Regions from separate parts of the Mus musculus genome. Here region 1 is linked to region 2. The links are chromatin loops, found by intact Hi-C in ENCODE. Cell type or tissue: left cerebral cortex. All regions are shown on one strand. Each heading gives the region's core, and the rest is flanking DNA. Links, peaks and the distances in the headings are about the cores only.

Region 1 (10,820 bases), core at 2,407-7,406, 95 kb before region 2:
TTACCAGGTCAACCATCTCCTTGGCCCTGAATCTCTCTTTTAAAGGATTGTCTGGGTCAGGGATGTAATTCATTTGCTGTCCTCAGAGAGGACATGGATTAGATGACTGCACAGCAGGTCATGAGCTGGATCCTCACAAGAGCCACTCCATCCTCCTGTTTAATCCGTTCCATATGCCCTCACTGGGTACTACTATCTAGTACGTGCCTGACACTCATTCCGCTTACACTACTGCTCCTTGTCTGTGAGCCCTAAACCGAACAAACCCCCTGATCCCCATGGTAACCTACAAAAAAGGAAATTAGCATAATAAATTCACATAATCCCCAATTAAAACTGACCATCAGTGACTGGTTTCGTTTGACTGGCTATAGGGGGAGACAGGCAAATAGCTTTTCTTACAGACATGCTAATCACTAACATATACATGATAGAAATAACAGATGCCACAAACCCCAAAATATTTTTTGGCATAAAAAACAAACCATATAGCTTGTAAGGGTTTCACTGCCAAAAGGTTTGTCTCTAATTTGCCATGCAGAGTCATTGGCATTGGACCATAGCCACAGTTACAATGTAAAGAAGGACGTCAGACAGCCACGAAGGGAGGCTGGTGGCAAGCGGGGGGGGGGGGGGGGGGAGGGAGCAGGCAGCAGATGGAGGGTACCTTACAGAAAGGAGGTTAACAAATATCTTACAGAAGCTAAATTTAGGCCTTGAACACAGCTACACAAACAGTTGCCTTATATTCTCACTCTATGGCTGCTCCCTGCTTTTAAACCCCTCAAAGCACGACTTAACACCAGCCACAGCAGACCATACAACTTCAAAGGCACAAGTAGAAATTCCTTTGCTTCCCCAACATTACTTCCTTGAGAGCGCTTCTGGATAGAAGAGATAACACAGCCCAGCTTTGATTAGGGGTCTCTGCCAACTTGCTGTATTAAAGTAGCACAGGCTAGGGGCTCTTATCTTTGCTTTCAGTCATGGGGTGTTCCTTGTACACAGAGCTTCAGGCAAAGCAGAGATACAGCAAAAAGTCCCTGGTCCCCTTGTCAGCCGTCAGAGTGTCTATTTGCACACCGCTGACCTTAGGTAGAATACCTAATGGTTCTTGATTTCTTGGTTCATTTGCAGACATACTATGTGCTATGAGGCATCCTGGGAGCATCTATGATTATTTATAGGGCTATACCAAGCTCCTTGGATTATATCTGAAATGAAAACAAGCATAAGTGCTTTGCCGCCTTAAGGAACTCCCTCCACCAACCCAGGCCCTACATCTGTAATAAGCTGTGCAAGTTGGGGGGGGGGGGGGCTCAAGAGACTGCTATCATGATGACCCCATTTAAGGTCAGAATGACATCTGGTGGCAGTTCCTTGACTGGACCTACCTCTCACACCCCTAGCAATGGGGGGGGGGGGTGTCTGTGTGAGTTATGCATCTGCAGAGAAAAGAAACAAGGATGCATGAGAGAATAGGACCAGATATGACAGTGGACGAGACTCTCAGTCAAGGCCTTGCCTCAGAGGTCCTTGATACAGGACATGTGTTTCTAAGCCCCCTCCCCTCCCCAGAAAAGGGCAGTGGACGGTCTGAGTGGGTTCTGTCTTCTCTCCCCGGAAACAACTGTTCAACCCAGGAGCAGACACCTCTGTGTAAGTCATTTCCTCCTCTCAAGTGCCTGCTTCTCTTTCACTGATAATTACATTTGAGGTTACTACAGAAGTTGGCTGGTGTAACTAAACCTCAGGGTCCTCTAAAAACAGGGTAGCATCATTTTTATCTCATTAAGGCACAGATCTGAGGACTTCCTGAGATGATGAAGTTAAGGACTTGGTCCTCTGCTTCCAGTCACGGCAGATTATTTTTGCAGTAATACGTGCATGCAAAGAATCATTTCCTAAACGCATTACAGCCAGCATGGAAATGACAGGTTACAAACGTTACTGTTAAGGATCAATTTAGAGCAGTATGCCAGACTCCAGTGAATCATTTCATCACTTGAAAACTTCAGGATCCCCATTTCCAACACCCACCCGCAGCGTGAGTACGAACTGGAATTCAGAGTTCAGGCTTAACACATGCAAATGTAGTGCTTTTAAGTAATGGTTTTCAGTAAGCCTGGTAAACCAGACCTGCAGAGCAGCCACTGCAAAACAAAATGGCCATGACTGCTTCTCATTTGGAAATAGCATGTGGTTTTCATACTCAGAATTGTTAAGAGCAGATCTCAATGACCAGGGATGGCTTCTTGATTTTTCTCCTTCCTGCGCATCGAGCTGTTTGCACAGATGCAGTCTGCTATGAAAGGGAATGGAAGCAAACAGGAGCAAACAGTCACTTTGCTCAGCTAGGTAATCTGAAGCCACAGCCCTTCCTCAACGAGGCTTTAAGCCAGGAAAAAGCTGACAGAACAAGAGATCTAAAAGGAAGTCTAAATGTGACATGTTTCCTATCACCCATATAAGTCATATAAGTTCATATTTTAGGCTCACTTTGCAAAAACCTCACAGCTGACCTGTTAACTCATGGCAACATTACCCTGCTAGAACACACCTGGCATGAATTGCTGTGTGTTGCGCTTAGCTGAAGGCATATACGTCAGAAACTCGAGCAGGCTGTGCAATAGCACGCTTGCCAAATACCACCTAACCTGAGGACGCTGCATTTCTGTAGCATGCCAGTTTATATAAGCTCTATTATATGTCTTTCTAGCAAAATATGGGAGGTTTAGGGTGACTTCCACATCTGGAAGTTGTCCCACCATTATCAGGATAGATTTGGCTGGCTCCACTTTCTTCTCCCTGATCTGGAGCCTTCAAACAGGAATGACCTCCTTTCTGGGCCAGACTCCCTTTCCATCCTGAGATTTTCACATTAGAAAGAGATCCAGAGCATCTAAAAGCTCTAATGTCCTTATCAAATGTAGCATTACCCACACTGCTCCTGAACCGCCCCAGAATATTACGTTACTTGATGTCTACAAAATTTTCAGGCTTCAAGTCATTTTTCCTTGGTTTCCCTCACAGCCTACAGCCAAGCTCTGTAGGAACAAAGTGCGAGTTCTGAAGAACGTGGGTCCTCCTAAAATAAACGTCTTTCATCATTCCAGTGGGTAAGAAACAAACAAAATACAAGCTCGAAATGAAGACTTTCAGTAGGACACTTGCAGATAACCTCGGGCCCCTTCTGCACAGTAGCTCTCTTCATGGGTTGTGGGCACATAGGCCATCCAGGTGGTATGATCCATCTGTGTTCTCCGTGTGAAGATGTCAGGAGGGAACTACTCAGAGGACTTTCTACTTGGCGTCTCAATGCACTTCCATGGATTGTGACAGAAAGGACTCTGTGGACACCCTAAGGTGTCATCAGATGCCATCCTGTCCCACGTTCCTGAGTTTGTGGCCAGCCTCACATGCATTTAAAAGTGAGCGGTGAAGGAGAAACGGCCATTTTCCCAGTTGACCGCTTTACTACTTAGCTTTCTAGCACTGTCTCTGTATTCTCCAACCTGAGGTGATGTGGAAGCAGTAGGGCAGGAGGAAGGCCATTTCCAAAGCATTACTGGTGTGAGCCCATTTAAGAACCCAACCTCATAGACTGCCTAATAACCTAAAGCTCGCTAAACTAAGGGCAGGCACATTTCCTAAGTCATCTTGAATGAACTAGAACTTCCCGACCCAGACCCCTTCACTAGAACAGCTTCTGAATCACCGCCCCCCCAAAAAATCACAAAATATAGTACGACTTTAAGGAAGGCTGCTTAGAATAAAACATTCAGAAACTATCTTCAATGGAAGTAAGCAGGAAGGACCCATCCTAATGGCCTCTGTACTGTGAATCAGTTTCCCAGCTGACTTTAAGGGAACTGCCAAACTCTCACCACCAAGTGTTATTTCATGTGTACATGAAATCTTGGAAGGCACAGTACCTTCAGTTATAAAATAAGCATCCAGTGGACGCAGAATGAATAAATGGCTTTTAGGTGAACTTTTTCTTTCCTGTGTGTGATTACTTTCTAATTAATGAATGAATAAATTTTATTTTAATGTGTGTGGGGGGTCTTCTGCTTGTATCTTAATTTGTGCACCATGCACACCCAGTGCCAGTGCCCGTGGAGGCCAGACGAAGGGTGATGGAGGGAGCTGCTTGTATGGGTGCTAAGAACCAAATCTGATCCTCTGCAAGAGTAGTGAGTGATCTTAACAAACCAAGCATCATCCCAGACTCCAATAGGCTGAATGTAGTAGACCACCAACTCTACTTAACTTGCTACCAACCATCTCTAAGTTAAATCTATAGCAACCCTTGAGTGGCATTAATATCTAGAAGAGAAGAAACTGAGTAGAATTAGGAGTTTAGGCAACAAAAACCAAGCCCAATAGTTAGGCACCCAAGTACATAACCCCAAATCTCACTGCTGGGCTGCGTTCAACCTCGCTTTATCAGATGCTCTCTGAGGAGAGGACTCCTGTCTTTTAAGGCTAAAATTGCATTCCTTTTGTCTTGCACAGTGCCTGACATATGGATAGTTCTAAAAATACTATTACATAATTCTGCTTGCTGTCAATTCCAAAAATACACCAATCCTTTAGATTGCATTGCTGTGGGAATCACGAACATGACCAAGCTTACTTACATCATTGTAAATGTTGGGGTTGTACAGCCCAGGGGAGATGGAGGAGTATAAGAGCTCACCTAGCTCCAAAAGCCTTTCGGCCTAGAGGGAACTCAGTGATAAAAGCTAGGCCCCAGAAGTTAAAGTTCAATGGATAATGAAGGTTTTTGTGATTAGTCAGGTGTTCGGGTTAGTTTTATGTCAAATTGATCCAAGCTAGAGTCAAATGAAAGGTAGGAGCCTCAGTTGAGGAAATACCTTCATAAGATCTAGCTGTCTGGCATTTTCTTAATGACTGATTGATATGGGAGGGCCCAGCTCACTGTGGGTGGTACTGCCCCTGGGCTGGTGGTCCTGGGTTCTATAAGAAAGCAGGCTGACCAAGCCACAAAGAGCAATTCAGTAAACAGCACTCCTCCATGGCCTCTGTAGCACCTCCTGCCTCCAGGTTCCTGTCCTCTTTGACTTCCTGTCCTGACTTCCTTCAGTGAGGACAGTGATATAGAAGTGTCAGCCAAACAAACCTTTCCCTCCCCAGCTTGATTTTTGGTCACAATGTTTCGTTGCAGCAATAAAAACCCTAAAACAGCAGAACTTTGTAATGTGGAAAAATGTAAATCCACAGACTTAAGTCATAGAAGACTGAGAAGACACAATAAAACAGGCTGTATGAGAACCATCTAGGGAGCTAAGACTCTACCTGATGTCACATGGAAATCTCTGGTCATGAATAGCTTCCGTATATGCAGAAATAGCTCTGAATTATATGGTATTAGATAACTTTCTCTGACAGTGCTTCGCCATGCTCTGGGTCTTTGCAGCTCTAAGACTAGAACTGACTAAACTGCCTGGTCATGACAAGTCTTAATTAACAGAAACACCAACTGCTTTCCTTAAATGGATTTGTATTTTTATATCCTAGATGCTCAAAAAGTTTTGAAATATGACAAACATTTTTAAAAAGTAATTTCCCATTCAGTAATCTACTCACTTCTGGCATTTTATGTTATTTAAAGCATAAGTTTAAAAATGATGCTTGTTGTTATTTACTAGATCTGAATGTATTATGATTTACAAACCAGTGATATTTAAAACCAGACAATTTAAATAAAAGGGAATGGAGATTTATTAAATTTATAAAAATAGCTGAAATGCTTTATTATCTCTGTAGATAAGACCAGAGATAACTTAAAATTAATATTAAACTTGGGGCAGGAGGGATGGCCCAGTGGTTGAGAGTACATGCTGCTCTTGTAAAGGGTACTGGTTTGATCCCCAGCACCCACACAGTGGCTCAAAGCTGTCTGTAAATCCAATCCCAGAGGATCTGATACCCTCTTTAAACTTCTCTGGATACTGCACACACACGGTGCACTGACAAACACCCAGGCAAATCATGCTTACACGTAAAAATTTAAAAATTTACCTAGCTATAAGTAAAAGAGAAGTCACTAGAATTGGAAGTTTTTTTTTAAAAAAAAGCTTTTTAAAAACCTCTAGACTTTGAAGATTGCAATGAAAGTCATATAGACAGACAGACGGACAGACAAACACACACATACCTAAAGACCTTTAAAAATAAAAATAAAATCTCCAGTTTTTCCTCATCCCATCTCTGACTCAGTCACCCTCATGTTTAGTCTGCTGATTGCCCAGTCAGTATGGCTGGAATCAATTAATGGCATGCCTGCAGGCTCTACCATAATTACGCAGGAGGAAAGATTAAATAGCAATCAGCTTTTGTTGCTTTTGTTTTTTGACATTCTTAGACACATACTACAGTGAAGAACATGGACTGTCTAAATATCAGGAACTTCAATAAACTTTGCTTAGTGAGATCGAACCCAATTTTCTGTGTCTAGCAACACTGGAAGAAGAAAATAGTGCTTCATAGATTTTAGATACAGACTAAGCAAGATAAGGCTGGAAAGAGGAATAAAGATGCAAGACAATATGATCACAGTCTATGTCTTTCAGGTGTGGTCACCTTCCCGTATGCCACAGGGGGTTGGTATGCACATTTTCACGCTGAAACTGGACCATGCAATAGTAAGTTTCTAGCATATGAGAAAAGTCTGGGCACAGTCTTTAGAACCAGCATTTTGTGAGAGAGACTCTGACCACATCCTCTTACTTGTGTGTGTGTGTGTGTGTGTGTGTGTGTGTGTGTGTGTGTGTGTGTGTATGTGTGTGTGTGTGTATATGTGTGTGTGTGTGAAGTCTATCTGGCAGAATACATAGAATCCTAAATCCTTAAACTGCAGAACATGTCATGATAGCTTTTGGAAGACAATACAGATGACAGAGAATGTAATGCAGCAAGGTATGGAGATCAAATGCATAAATGCATCTGGTGAGTTCAGCTGTCTCGTGGCAGCATGCAGTCCAGCCTGAAGGATAGGGGATCTTTCGGTGCACCCATAAACCAAGTCCTTTTGAGCAGAAAAGGCAAACAGGGTTTGATCTCGGGGTTTTCTAATTTAGCTCCCACTGTTAAACTCTGTTTTAAAGGTAGAGGCACTTTGAGGAGGTGAAATCCTGGGATGAGAAAGAAAGAGGCAGGTACCTTAGAGTTTGGGGTCTTGGCCCTTATTTGTCATAGAACTGTAGATTTCTGAGAAAGATAGCCACAAATGGATGCAGTGGTTGGCCCTAGAACATTCTACTTGAGTCTGGTACTGTGTGATACACCTTCTGGGACGAGGACTATGGGGCAGGCACTTTGGGAAGCTGCCCACCTTCACAAAGTACACTGCTATTTTGGCCTTGTCAAAGAATCGGAAGTTACAATAACTGATAGTGGCCTTCTCCCTAAATTCCCACAATTCACTTAAACCCTGACAGGTGTCATAGCGGAAGTTTGGTGGTGGGAGACTCTGATAATGAATGATATTAGGTCTTCATGAGCAAGAGAGGCTTTAAAGTTGATTTAGCCTGAGCAACAACAACAAAAAAGACAAGTGCTTAGCGCAGAGCAATTTAGAGTAGCTACTTGCTACCTTTCCACTGCAAAACGGGGCAAGGGCAAGTGCACGGCCCCTCCCCGCCTTTTTGAGACAGGATTTCACGGGACGCCTCCTACCTTAGCCACCCATGAGCCCACCATGCCCACCTCCTGATCTGTATTCTCTTTCTAACAGGATATATTTCAACACTGTGAATGAAAAGTACCTTAAAGCTAAGCTTTTGTTCAACAAGCAATACAGTATGTGTAAGGTCTTCTTCCAGTGAGCAGCAGGCTAAGGACAAGCAGACCTGTGACACCACTGAGAAATGTTGGGGAAGATATGTGTATATTTTTATCTTTAAGGTTCTCAACCTTCCTAATGCTGTGACTCTTTAATTCAGATCTTCGTGTAGTGCTGACTCCTAGTTGTAAAATTATTTTCATTGCTCTTTCATAACTGTAATTTGCCATTGTTATAAATTGTAATGTAAATATCTGATATGCAGAAGGTTTTAGGAAATCCCCTGTGAAAAGAAGGTTGCTTGACCCCTGAAAAGGTTGTTTGACATAATCCACAGGCTGAGAACCACTGCTTTAAGGCAATGCTACTCGAATGGACACAGTTTAACCATGTAGTGAGAGAGAGAGAGAGAGAGAGAGAGAGAGAGAGAGAGAGAGAAAGAGAGCAGCTCTTAAGCATCTCATTTAGGAACTCAAATGAAGAAGAAACAGAAGGGTACGGGGATGTTAGCATTCTGTTTAAACTCCACCCCAGTTACCTGGCAACAGCCAGGTATGCTTCACTCCACAGTTACCTGGCAACAGCCAGGTAAGCCTAACCCAGTATAAAAGGGGCTGCTTGCCAGGTAAGAGTGGCTCTCTTGTTCCTTTCTTGCTCTCTGGGTCTCTTGCTCTCTTGCTCTTCCCTTCCCCATCTCTCCCCATTCCTTCCCACTCCTCTCCATGTGCTCATGGCCAGCCTCTACTTCTCTACTCTCTCTCTGCTGTTCTCTGCCTCTACTACCCTCTAACTCCCCTCCCCATGCCCTGAATAAACTCTATTCTATATTATACTGTCATGTACTGGTCCCTCAGGGGGAAGGGATGCCTTGGCATGGATCTGCTGAGACATCCCCTTCCCCCATACCTCACCACACCCCCATAGAACATATCCCCCTATTTCTCTTTACATAAACACATCGGTGGACATACAATGAGATCAGATAGAGAAAAGAACAAGGTTTGCTTAGAAAACTTTTGCCTCGACAGAGTTCAGATCCTAAAAGAAACTGGCTCAACCAGACTCTTCATGTGGTGTTTAGTGAGATCTACCTCAACCAATAGTATTGATCGTATGATTGGCACTCATGCAAATAGAGGAATCCAAAGCCATCATCCTAGTCTGAGATACTGCAAGTTCTTCACTAACCATGTGAGTGTTTTACTCCCTCTTCTAAACACTAAACATGGTCTCCTGTCATTTGGATGGATTTCCAAGTCAAAACGATATGAGTGCAGCACTCTGAAGTTTACCTCATGTCATTTTCCTCTATGCCAATTTTTTATCACCACCAACTTTGTCCGCACTGAACTATTTCTATTTTCTGGATTAAAATTTTCTGCGAAACACATAGTCTTATTAGTAATTAGATCAGTTAAATAACCCACACTATTAGAATCAAATTGGCAGTGATTATTAATGATTCACTAAAACATCACTTTCCAAGGGAGTCTCACCTAGCCTAGGCTGGATTTGAACTTGCCATGTAGCTCAGGGCAGCCTTGAACTCCCTTTGCCTTCATCTCCTGAATGTTGATGTTGTAAAAATACACTACCACACTGGGTTTATGTCATGCTGGGGACTGAAACCAGAGCTTCATTCGTGCTAGACAAGCCCTCTGCCACCTGAACTACATACCTAGCCTTCCAAAATAATTTTTAGGTAATAAGACTATCCCCTATTTAATTCTACATTTGTTGTGAATATTTTTATACAAAATGAAGATGCAGAAGGAGAGAGACATTTATTTTTCTATTATATTAGAAAACATGTTTTTAAAACTTTTCAGATTGTTCCATTTTCCAAACCTTAGATATTCCTGACCCTACTCTGAACTCATATTGGCCACGATGCTTTATGATATAAATTTCCATACAGATTAGAGCCCAAAATTCTGAGAAGGTTCCTGCAGGCTGCATTTTCTAAAGTGCTGCACAGGCATTGGCTTGCCATGAGTTACTCTGGGATTAGTTTAAATCACCAAATGATTGCGAGCGCCGTGCTAATACAAGCAGAAGGTGACAGAGGGGAGGCAGCTGAGCCAGCCTTCCAGTGAAAAGATGGCCATAAGCAGGTAAAAGGAGACAAATTCAACATTTTCCAGATGCTCCAAATATTCAAGGTGTAATGGATTCGGTCTGATTGTTTTGGTTTGAAATCTATCTGGAATCTTATCATAAACAAAGAACCCACAGAGCAACGGTGAGGTGATGTCTACTTCATATTTCAGGCCATTACCTGTCGGGATGCGCTGTCACGAGGAATGTTCTAGGGTCCGCTGTGGCTTGCTACCCCTATATTACAGGGTCTTCTATTGGCCTCGCTGAGAAATAACATCATTTTTCAGGCAGTCTTCGGTAGCCTGCTGTCAGTGCGTATGTGTTTGAGGGTCCCTCTCCACCTGCCTTTTTGTGTTTAATAGCTTTCGACACAGAAAAAAAAAAATCACGAAGGTCATGGGAATGGTCTTTAATGTAAGAACACATAAGCTCTAGATGAGGCTGGAAGAATCCTCCTGTGTCTAAAGCAGACGAAGGGAGAAAAAGATGTACGTTGTCTGTTTAGTCACCCAGGGATAACTTCACCTCCTGTTCATTGATTTGTTATATTCAAGGTAATTAAAGCCAAAATGCGAAGTCTAGGAAGGCCAGTAATTTCTAAAAGTAGAAACACTTTCCCTGACACGTCGTTACACAGAAACTTAATTCTAGGTACATTCATCCATACAACCAGACAGAGCAGGCTATTTATAAAGCTACTTGACCAGGATCCCTTTAATACTTATGATACCTTTAAGCAACAGTGGAATGTGAGACCAAACCTGTCCCACTAAGCAACTTGTTTGTGTGTGTGCCTGACTTCACCGAACCAAGTACTTACTGTCTTGTAAGACCCTCAGTGATAGCCACTGATCTATGATGTTGTGACAGACCAGAGACACATGACCTTCACCAGTCTTAGCTCTCTGTC
Region 2 (10,820 bases), core at 2,798-7,797:
GGTGAATGCTTAAGAAAACACATTATACAGTATGTACACATATTAGACATTATATGGTAACATTAATATACACAACTTTCATGCAACAGTTACAAAAAAAGGAAAATATAAAAATACATGTTTAAAATGTGAGCTATAATTAGTCCTGAATTGGGCTGTTCGTGGCACTAGAACAGGTCCACCTGGTTTGGTTTTTCTCAGTGTTTGAGATGGCATTCAGGTCTCCACACCTTAAGCAAGCACTTGACCATGAAGCTGTTCTCTCTGCCCCTCCGTCCTCTTTGAAGGACATAGCTCTATATGCAGCCACCCACCAGGCTTTCAGTGACAGAGCCTGATTGTGGCCACGATCCCAGTGGTGGAGTTACACTGGCCCAGCCACACTGTCTCATCTAGAACTCCAAATATCACGGGGTTTACTTTTGGCAGGTGGGGAGCAGAGTTTAAACTGGACGGCTGGCTACAGAATGAACAAGCTGGCTTGTATAACGCTCCAATCCATGGGATTTTCTACATTAAAAAAAAAAAAAAAAATTCTCAGCTCAGTCAGTTGGTGCTTGCCCTACACCAAAAAGCTGGGCCTCGCGGCATGAGCTTGGGCTGGGAAGGCAGATGCAGACAGATCTCGGGTCTCACTGGCCAGCCATCTCAGCCTAATCAGTGAGCCCCAAGTCAAGGGGAGAGCCTGCCTCAGAAAACAACCCAGGCTGGAGAGGAGCCTCAGCAGCTGAGAGGCTGCTCCTCCAGCAGACCCTGGTTCAGTTCCCAACCCTACGTGGTGGCTCACACCGATCTGTAACTGATGTCCTCTCTGGCCTCCACAGGCACCAGATGAACATGTGGTACACAGACACACAAGCACATGCAGCCAAATAGCCATACATATTTAAAAAAAAAAAAAAAAGGAATCAACATAACAGGAAAGGATTTGGTGGGTGGAGATGACACGGGAGAGAGTAATCAGAATGTGTTATATCCACATATAAAATTGTCAAAGAACAAATTTAATAAAAAACGGGGTGGGGGAATGACACCCAAAATCGTCCTCTAATCTTGATATACACATATACAAATATACAGAGAGAGAAAATTTCCTGTCCTGACACGATAATAAATAAATTAAAAATACTATCAGCTATATGATTCGGTACTTTTAAGTATTTTCTTAGTTTGCAGTTGCTGTATCAAATACCAGGAACTAACTAGCTCGTAAGACTAGAAATGTATTTACCATTGTTCTAGAAAGTAAAAGAGGAAGTACTGGTGACAGCAGTCAGGCTCTGGCCCCTCCATGTCGCAGACAGCCTTTTTACCCCGCCACTGCAGAAGAAGCGGGTTACCTCACTCAGCTCTCCTCACAAGAGAACAATCCTGTTTATCTGGGTATCACCTTCATGACCTAGTCATCTCCCTTGTCCAATACCCTGGCACTGGCCCTTAAAGTACAACTGTTTATAATCTGCGTGGCCATCTAAGAGCCTCAACTTCACTTTGCATTAACATTTCAAAATAACTAATTCTGAGAATTTCCCCATTGCTCCAGTCACCTGTAATCAAGAACAACTTTAAGAAAAACCAAAAGAAGTAAACAAGCAGAAGACAAAACAAGATTCACTGGAGTCTTGTGAATAAGACTCCCATGAATTTCATCTTACCAAAAGCCTCTCTGGCAACCGTCCAGGAGTCCGCTGCCTACACACATTATGCATGCTAATTTATGCAAAGCAGGCTCTCCTTTTCCCCTGGAGATAACAGAAGATGGCTCCATCTTACTTTATGAGTGTGACTTTTCACTGTCTTCTAAGATTTTTTTCTTGTTCCTTTTCCTATCTCGTGTTTTCCTATAGCTTTCTACTTGTTTTGTTTAAATACAGTATTATTACCACCGTCAGACTTTATTATCACTATAATACAGCAATTTGTATCTCACAACTCTCCAAAATTGAAATATACCTTCTAATCAATACTACTCATGAAAAATTACTATCAATATGCCCAGTAAAGTTAGATAGCTTACTTAAAATAGGTATTTTTTTTTAAAAAACACAGGTGTTTGAAAGAACCTATAGCATAGCACACTATTAAATACCTAAGACACAAATAAAAATATGCAAAAAACACTCTTGTTCTATTTTTTTTTTACCTTAATTACACAAAATATCCGTAGAAGGTTTGCCATTAGTTGAGACAGGATGTCACTGACACTGATCTCTGACTGGTGATCACTGCAACTGGAGGCACAGGCCACCATGCCCCCTCAAATTATTCTTTATAAAACTCTGTAAGGCTTTTGTACAGTGAGGGGAAGACAGGCTTTGCAGCCAGATGGATCTCCTGAGTCTTCCTTCAGCATCAGAATCCTGAAATCTCATATTTTCATTTAAACAACACATTTACTTTTTAGAAGCTAGAGAAACGGCTTAGCAGTTAAAACCAACTGCTCTTCCAAAGGACCCATGTTTGGTTCCCAGAACCAAGCATCTGCAACACCAGTTCTAGGGGCTCTGGCGCCCTCTTCTGGCCTCTGAGAGCATGAGGCATGAACATGCTGCAGACACACATGCAGACAAAACACACACACACACACATGAAACAAAACAGAATCATTTTCTTTTACGATAACATTTCTTCATACAAGGAACATCTTATTTGATTAGTTGCTTTCAGAAAGAGAATCCAAAAGAGATAGGTTTCAAACAATGACAACTGAGTTAGATGGTTTATCGTTAATTATAATTAGCTTATATTTAACAAACAGTGGTATAGAAAGTAAAATAAAATACATAACAATAGGATAATTCTCTTTTCTGTTGTTTGTTTTTGTTTTCTTTATTTCCTTTGTCCATTAGTTGAGACAGGATGTCGCTGACACTGATCTCTGACTGGTGATCACTGCAACTGGAGGCACAGGCCACCATGCCCCCTCAAATTATTCTTTATAAAACTCTGTAAGGCTTTTGTACAGTGAGGGGAAGACAGGCTTTGCAGCCAGATGACATGGGTTCTGACCCTGCCCTTGTCTCTGAATCCTAAGACTCTGAGAAAAGGATGATATGAAACTATGTAGGTAATGTTATTTATTGCAACACTTCACTAATAAGAGCTCAATAAAGATCGCATTGCTATTAATAGAAGGAATATTGAATACGCATTTATCTTGTCATCTGCCAAGACTCTACTGGAATGCAATGAGATTCCAGAGAAACGCACAAATACAAAGAAAAGTCAGGAATAAACTTTTGGAGAGTGGAAGACATATGGAAGAGTCCTAAGTAAGCTGGCACTGCAGAGAAAGTGGATCTCAGGTCCAGTACCGGACTCAGAGCTGCACTGCTGCAATCTAAAGTTCCCCAGAGGGACCTACTCACGACTTACAGGGTTATTTCCAAGCATCCCCATCTCTAGAACGACACGGGGCAATTTTTAATTACATACAAAATTGCAATTCACTGCTTCTGCCAATGCAGCCAGGACCCTGTGGACAAGGGTTTCAGTGTGTTGGGTTTTCTCCTTTACATTTTTTATTTTCATTTATTTGTTTTTAGTTGTAGCAATAAATGAAAAATAAAATGATTCGGACTGGTTAGAAGCAGCAACAAAACAAATCAAAGGGTACAGCTTTCAGGAATAGCAACATGCCATTAAACCAACTAACACTGACAGGTAGGCTCTCAAAGAACAAGCCAGGTTCACCAAGACTTCCTACGGTTAAATTCCCTGGTTCAGATCTCAGTATCACCAACACTTACATACCAAGGGTTCAAAACTTAGAGAGGAACAAGGTACTGGCAATGTCACCTCTCACACAATACCTCAGCCCAATACCTGTGATACACTGTAATGGAATGATAATTTAATTCAATCAATGTGGGGAACAATTTAGTGATAGCTAGTTAAGCTTAAAGTATGCATATATTACTGGCTGATAACTTCATCCATACAAATATATCCCTAATATCTCTTTCATTTATACTCAAGAAGTCAATACAAAAACACTCGCAGCAACATCAGTGACAGCAACAAACAGGAAAACTACTGACACATCCATTATCAGAAAAACAGACTCAAAGTTTGGAGCTGAGACGAAGGATGGACCATCTAGAGACTGCCATACCCGGGGATCCATCCCATAATCAGCCTCCAAACGCTGACCCCATTGCATACACTAGCAAGATTTTGCTGAAAGGACCCAGATATGGCTGTCTCTTGTGAGACTATGCCGGGGCCTGGCAAACACAGAAGTGGATGCTCACAGGCAGCTATGGGATGGAATACAGGGCCCCCAATGGAGGAGCTAGAGAAAGTACCCAAGGAGCTGAAGGGATCTGCAACCCTATAGGTGGAACAACAATATGAACTAACCAGTACCCTCCCAGAGCTCGTGTCTCTAGCGGCATATGTATCAGAAGATGGCCTAGTCGGCCATCACTGGAAAGAGAGGCCCATAGGTCATGCAAACTTTATATGCCTCAGTACAAGGGAACGCCAGGGCCAAGAAGTGGGAGTGGGTGGGTAGGAAAGTTGGGGGGGAGGGGTATGGGGGACTTTTGGGATAGCATTGGAAATGTAAATGAAGAAAATACCTAATTAAAAAAATAAATAAATGAAAAAAAAGTCAGACTCATCCATTATGGTAAATCTAAGATAAAGACTTGATATCTGAAATTCGCTAGCTGTGTGTCATTTAATGTTAAAAGCATGAAAGAAAACAAAGATTATTTTGCAACCTTTATCTAAATACACGTGAAGTGTTGGTGAAGAACTCTGCCACATTATTAACGCAGAGCTTAAAACCCTACCTTTATCTAGGTGCCTACAACCAAGTACAGTAATGAACCCTATGTATACTGTATACTGTCCTAAATATACAAATTATGAAGAAGTTTAATTTATAAATTAGGATCAAAGATTGACAATAACTGAAGAGAATTTATAGAAATAATAAAACAGAATTGTTATTAAAATACCATAAAATTACTTCTAAATTTTAGATTGCTATTTCTGAAATTTTTCCACTTAACATTTCTCAAACCACAGTTGAAAACAGTTAAGTGAAATCTCAAATAAGAAGACACTATTTTATACTTTCACTGAAATCCTGACAAAGTGATGGTATGGGCTCACACCCATAATGCTATCTCAGAGAGGCTGAGGTAGGACAAAAGTCATATACGCATGTACAAGGCCATCTTGGGCCACATAACAATTCCCAGGCCAAACTAGGCATAGAATGAGACCCTGCCTTCAAAGGGAAAATAAATGAGCTAACAGAAAGACAAAAGTAGTATGTTTGTAGCCAGTGATGTTAATCTTGTAAATGTGTAGAATGGAACTCAACAACCACTCAAAAGGGCACCAAGGAGAAACTATATTTGATAATGGGCACCAAGACAGAAGGGAAGACAAAAGTTGGCTAAAAGGAGCTCAATACCTCAGGGAAGGCATTTCAGTTAACCAGGATTTCTCAACACTACATAGAGGCTTGCAAACAAGTCTACTGCCCCATCTGACTGATGTGCTAATTTTACATAAAACATGCCTGGGACTGTTCTTTTCATAGTTTACATGGTTTCATGTTCCATACTAACTCCTAAGATGCAGCTGTCTCTGCTCTAATCAAACCTTTGCTTCGTGTCCAACGCTGCTCTTGACATGTCCATACATCCTGCCAAACCCAGTGTCCTTCCTCCTCTTTGCTATCTTCCGAGCATCTGGCACTATTAAAGCTGACTCTCCCCTCTTTGAGAATCCCTGGCACCTACGTCTCTGCTCTTCCCATACTATGATTCCTTCAATCAAGAGCATGTACTGATTTTGCAAAGAACCCAAGTTTGGCCAACTATCTGTAAGGACAGCTCTAGAAGATATAGCGCCCTCTTCTGGCCTCTGTAGCCACCTGCTGTCACATGCACACACCCAATCACATAAGCAAAATTAAAATTTTTTTAAAAATTCTTTAAAGCCCTTTCTTTCCATCTGCTAACTGCAGGTCTACATATTATAGTAATGGGTAACTACACTCTATGTAATGTATTAACAGCTCCGCAATTCATTCTTGGGTCTCCACTTCTGTCTCTGTTTCTACCATCTACTCCAGGCTTCCATCAAGAAAAGATACTCACTGGTCACTATCTCTTCCATCAAAATATATCCACAAGAGAATTTCCATAAACCAACGAGCCTCAATCACATCCAACTCCCCTTAAAAGCTTCTCCCATCAGTGATAACACAGTTGTCTTAAAGTATTCAAGTAATTATGAGATCAAGAGATAAGAACCCAAAACTCATCATATACATATGTATGTATGTGTGTATACATATATATACATAGATAGATAGATAGATAGATAGATAGATAGATAGATAGATAGAGATATACATTTAAATTCTTTCTCTTACAATAAGCCTGTCGCCATTTTTCTATCAGATTACGGTCATTCTACATTGTACTCTATGCCAATATCACCAACAAGAACTTATAATCACTAGTAGCTATGCTGATTTTGCTGATAGCTATTCTAATCTAATATTATTAATTTTAAAAGACTCGGACATAATAGAATGGAGAGAAAAAGGAAGGAGAACTAGCTGTGGAATAACTACGTAGCCAAGGTCCTCACTGTAAGGGCAAAATAAGGTCAAAAGAAAGGCCAAGGCAGCTCTCAGATCGGATAACAGGGCCTCATGAATGGACAAAGCTGCCTTCCTGCTGCCCACTGATGCAGCAATACAGAGCCATGACATCACCTGTGATGCTCCCAGCCCCACCTCTCTTATCCCAAGCTCGAATTGGGGGGCTTGGGTTTTCCTCTAGACAGGAAAGAACTCTACCCTTGATATAAAATTAAAGAATTTGGGGACATTTTTAACTCAAACCAAAAATATCCCATCACTACACAGCCTGAATTTAGTCGGTCTAAAAAAAAAATTAGATTCCGTGACTTCAAGTCTCACATTTTAACTATATTTTCTCAGGCTATATTTATGTCTTCAAAAGAAAATGAGTTTTCTTTCACATTTCATTACATGATTTTTTTTTTCTCTCCCCAAAGAAAAACAGGGTGTAGTAAATAATCCTCACCCTTGTCACAAAGACCTCACCTTAACAGCCACCATCAAAATCGCTGCTGGTCACTGACACGCTCACGTCTGCACACGACCCATCTCCCATCGCCCAAGATTCCTGAGTCTTAAAACAAAAGACCCCAGAACTGGGACAGCAAAGGCAGGAGAGGCTTACAGCACAGACCAATCTGAGCTGCCAAGCAAGAAAGCAGAGTTGTTTAATGGAAATCTAGGTGTTACAGAACAATTCCATCTCTTCCTTGACTGAAGCGAAACGGGGAGCTCTATGCAAAGCAGAGGCTTTATATTCCGACAGCGTATTTTTGTGAGAACACAGAAAGCAGAGAAGGGATGTGGGGAAAATGATCTTGGTTACCTGAATGGTACGTATTTCAGTAAGATGTCTTATCCTTTTGGTTTGAGGCATCTGAGCCTGGGGAAAATGACTCAGCATTCTCATCCTGGTCTCTATCCACGGAATCGACAGAGTGCCCTTATTCAGAGCCCTGCCCTAGGCAACAGGTCAAACGCTCGGTTTGTTTTAGCAAATGATAACTTTCTCTTCATTTCTCCACCTCTCCCCTTCTCTTGAGCTCTGCTCGGGCTTCTGGGAAGAATTTCTCCCTGTGGGATGCCAGATATTTCGAGCCCATAAGAACAGTTATACCCTGCAAGAGTATCCACTGAGCAAAAATGTTTTAGCCCTGGATGAAACAGGTTTCCCACAGCCTTTAACATGCCAGTGAGGGCCCGGGGCTCTGAAAGTTAGCTGCAATGTGCAAGCATTTCCCAGTCATATTTGCCAGCAGAAAATATAGGCTCCGGAAAAAAAAAAAAAAGTTATACTTGACGAACATTCTGCTGAAATGGAAGACGGTCACGGACAAGCATCTGAGTCAGATCCTAGAGCTAAGTACCATGACTGTGAAGAGGACTCGGGCTGCTGCTGGGTTAGGTCCTAGACGGAGCCTTCGTTCTGCTGCATCCTCCTCCTGTTTCGCTGAAGCTGAAGCTAGTCCACTGTGCCTGTGTGCGTGGTCTGTGCAGAACCCACTGTGCAGGACCCAGCTGCCCAGCTACACAGCCCCTCCAGAGGGGAGCCCAGGAGATGAAGTCTAGGCAGGGAGGAAAGAGGCAGCCCTTGGAGGCAGAAGGTTGAGCTCTGTCCAACAGCATCTGCTGTGGGCTACTGTTTTGTTTTGTGGCTTTTCTTGTTTTATTCTGCTTTTTTGTTTTGTGGTGCTGGGGATCTAACTCGGAGCCCCGTCCGTGCACGTGGGACAAGCCAGCACGGGCTCCTCTACTGAGCTATCATCGCAGCCCCGTGTCTTCCTTCGGAATGGCTCCTTTACTTTACTTTTGTGATCTATGCAAGCTAAAACATCTTCCTAGTTGGTTTAGAAAAATAATACTAATCTAATGCCCTTAAAAACCTCCTTTTTCCCATTTGTCTATAAGGACGCTGCTGCCCCGGGTCCCTTGTTTGCGATTATACGGGTGCAGGCAGGCGAGTGGTCGAGGCGTGCTCCCCAGACCTGTGAAGCTAAATCAATAGCTTAGTTTGCCCTGGATTTATGACAGGATGCAGAGTATTCTTTCTATATTTGTAGAACAATGCGAAAATTGCATCTATCTTAGTTCATAAACAAAGGAACCGCCAAGACAACTGCTGTTAAATAATTTCTTTAAAGCTACAAGTCTGTTGCTGCTCCGTGGTTTGGAGAATATTTGTGGGCCAGTGAGATATCTCAGTGGGCAGTGGGTAAAAGTGCTTCCTGCCTACACTGAAGACCTAAGTTCAATCCCCAGAATCTACATTGTGGAAGGACAGAACAGACTCAATTTCTGACCACCCCCACCATCCATATCTCTCTCTCTCTCTCTCTCTCTCTCTCTCTCTCTCATCTCTCTCTCTCATACATGCACGCACACTACAAAAAATGTAATAAAATATTTAATCATGGGCTGGAGAGATGGCTCAGTGTTTAAGAGCACTAAGAGCACTGACTGCTCCTCCAGAGGTCCTGAGTTCAATGCCAAGCAACCACATGGTGGCTCACAACCATATGTAATGGGATCTGATGCCCTCTTCTTGTGTGTCTGAAGACAGCTACAGTACAGTCATATACATTAAATAAATAAATAAATAAATAAATAAATAAATAAATAAATAAGAATATTTAATCATGATGAAATACAATAACATAAAACTTTATGTCCCCTTAGCATTTCAAAGTCTCAATGGCATTAATAAAAGAGATAGCTAATATACAGAAAACTTTAGTTTATCAAACAACTCAGAAAAAAAAAAATGCCATTTTGCCCATAAACAAGAAAGCTATTTATTAACAGTAGCTAAGAGGACAAAAAACAAAAATAAAACAGATCCTTACAGGGCATGTAAATAACATATTAAAAGAGGCAAACTACCCTGCAAAGGAAGGGGCTCCAGAAATAAGCATGACCTACACTCCCTCTCAACACATCTGCACACCTTCTCAAAACCTCATCTATAACGCTGCTCTAAAGAGACAACTGGACAAGGGTCCTTGAGAAGCCAGGCAAAGCATCGCTGTGAGCATAGCGTAGGATAGAGTGGACTCCCTAACCCAGGTTTCTGAGGAGCAAATGGAAGGGCTTTTCCTGAAGCCACACCCACCCACAGCCATCGCCTCCACTGAAAAGAACCCAGATCCCAGGCATCTGAGAGATGTCGGTATGGAGCAGAAAGACTGTGTGATGTCACTCTATACGGAAATAAAGGGGAACATCCCTTAACCACGCTACCTGGAGATGAGAGTGACAGTCTAGCAGAGGGGCTGTTTCAGAAGACTCAAATCCAGCAGAGAATAGGAGCTCACAGGAGGAATCAAGGCTCTCTGGGAAGCTAAGATGGGACTGCTTGAGTCCAGTCAAAGCCAGCCTAGACAAGACAGGGAAAGCCCACCCCTAAACAAAGGACCGAATTGTTTTTTACCTAATTAATTATACACATGGTCTCTTAAAACTAAAGGGGGAAAGCATGAAGACATAAGAGACATAAGATCACCCTCAAAGGCCCAGATGCCTATATACATTAGCGTAGGCATCCAGTGTAAAGTGCAGACAGCTGAGGGAAATGAGAGGCATCGGGACAGTGACCAGAGAGTCCTGCCCCAGCCAAGGTCTGAGGCAGGCACCAGCTTTGGAGGAAAACCAGCAGCACTGTCCGCTGAGACAGCACTGGGGTTTGGGACTTTAGGCTGATGGCCACTTAGTGCCATGCCAAGCCCCTAGCAAGTCCTGGGGCTCACAGAGGCCCGGTCACAGACAAACCAGCTACACTCTTTGTACAGCTACCCATGAAGCAAGGGCTTTATAGGCAGCTTACTGCTTTTTAAAATATATAGAGAGAGTTGAGGACAACCTTGAACTTCGGTTCCTCCTGTCTTGACCTCCTAAATGCTGGGGTTAATTCTTATGTGGTTTTATGTGGTTCCGGGGACAAAATCCAGTGGTTTTTGGGCAGGCTAGGCAGGCATGTCACTGACTTAACATATATCCCCAGTCCTTGCTTACTAATTTTTAACTGAAAAAATTTTTGCTCATACTAAGCACAAGTAACTGGGTCACAACAACCCTAAGGAAGCTGGCGTTCAGAGGAAGTCTTTAATCCCCTGCGTTCTGCAGAAGTCAGGGAGGCAGGGTGCAGAGTGCCCTGTCCAGCTCTGAACCCCACAGCTGTCCTGCTCTTCCCCTGGGCTGGCCTTCCTCG

Evidence for each region. Hi-C counts contacts between places; a loop is a spot of excess contacts. Peaks named below come from ENCODE experiments on the same cell type or tissue, not always from the same donor. Only the 100,000 strongest peaks of a DNase experiment are listed, where the experiment ranks them.
Region 1: a loop joins it to region 2, with 2.2 times the contacts of the local background. A loop is called at or near these places in 3 of 42 quality-filtered maps.

Annotation. Positions count from the first base shown.
Region 1 is chr3:69,459,716-69,470,535 of GRCm38, reverse strand. All of the region lies in intron 1 of Ppm1l (protein phosphatase 1 (formerly 2C)-like), which reads right to left. Gm52607 (a long non-coding RNA gene) reads left to right here and starts at 8,403. Exons shown (of 3, transcript XR_003954496.1): 1 at 8,403-8,435; 2 at 8,839-9,001. In left cerebral cortex, for the core only: a CTCF peak has its summit at 4,496; DNase peaks (open chromatin) are centred at 2,465, 3,905 and 4,573; H3K27ac peaks cover 1,882 bases.
Region 2 is chr3:69,364,622-69,375,441 of GRCm38, reverse strand. All of the region lies in intron 1 of Ppm1l (protein phosphatase 1 (formerly 2C)-like), which reads right to left. Among named protein-coding and RNA genes, the nearest start is that of Ppm1l, 53 kb to the right of the region's middle. In left cerebral cortex, for the core only: a CTCF peak has its summit at 5,877 (motif pointing left); DNase peaks (open chromatin) are centred at 6,791 and 7,369; H3K4me3 peaks cover 747 bases; H3K27ac peaks cover 1,359 bases.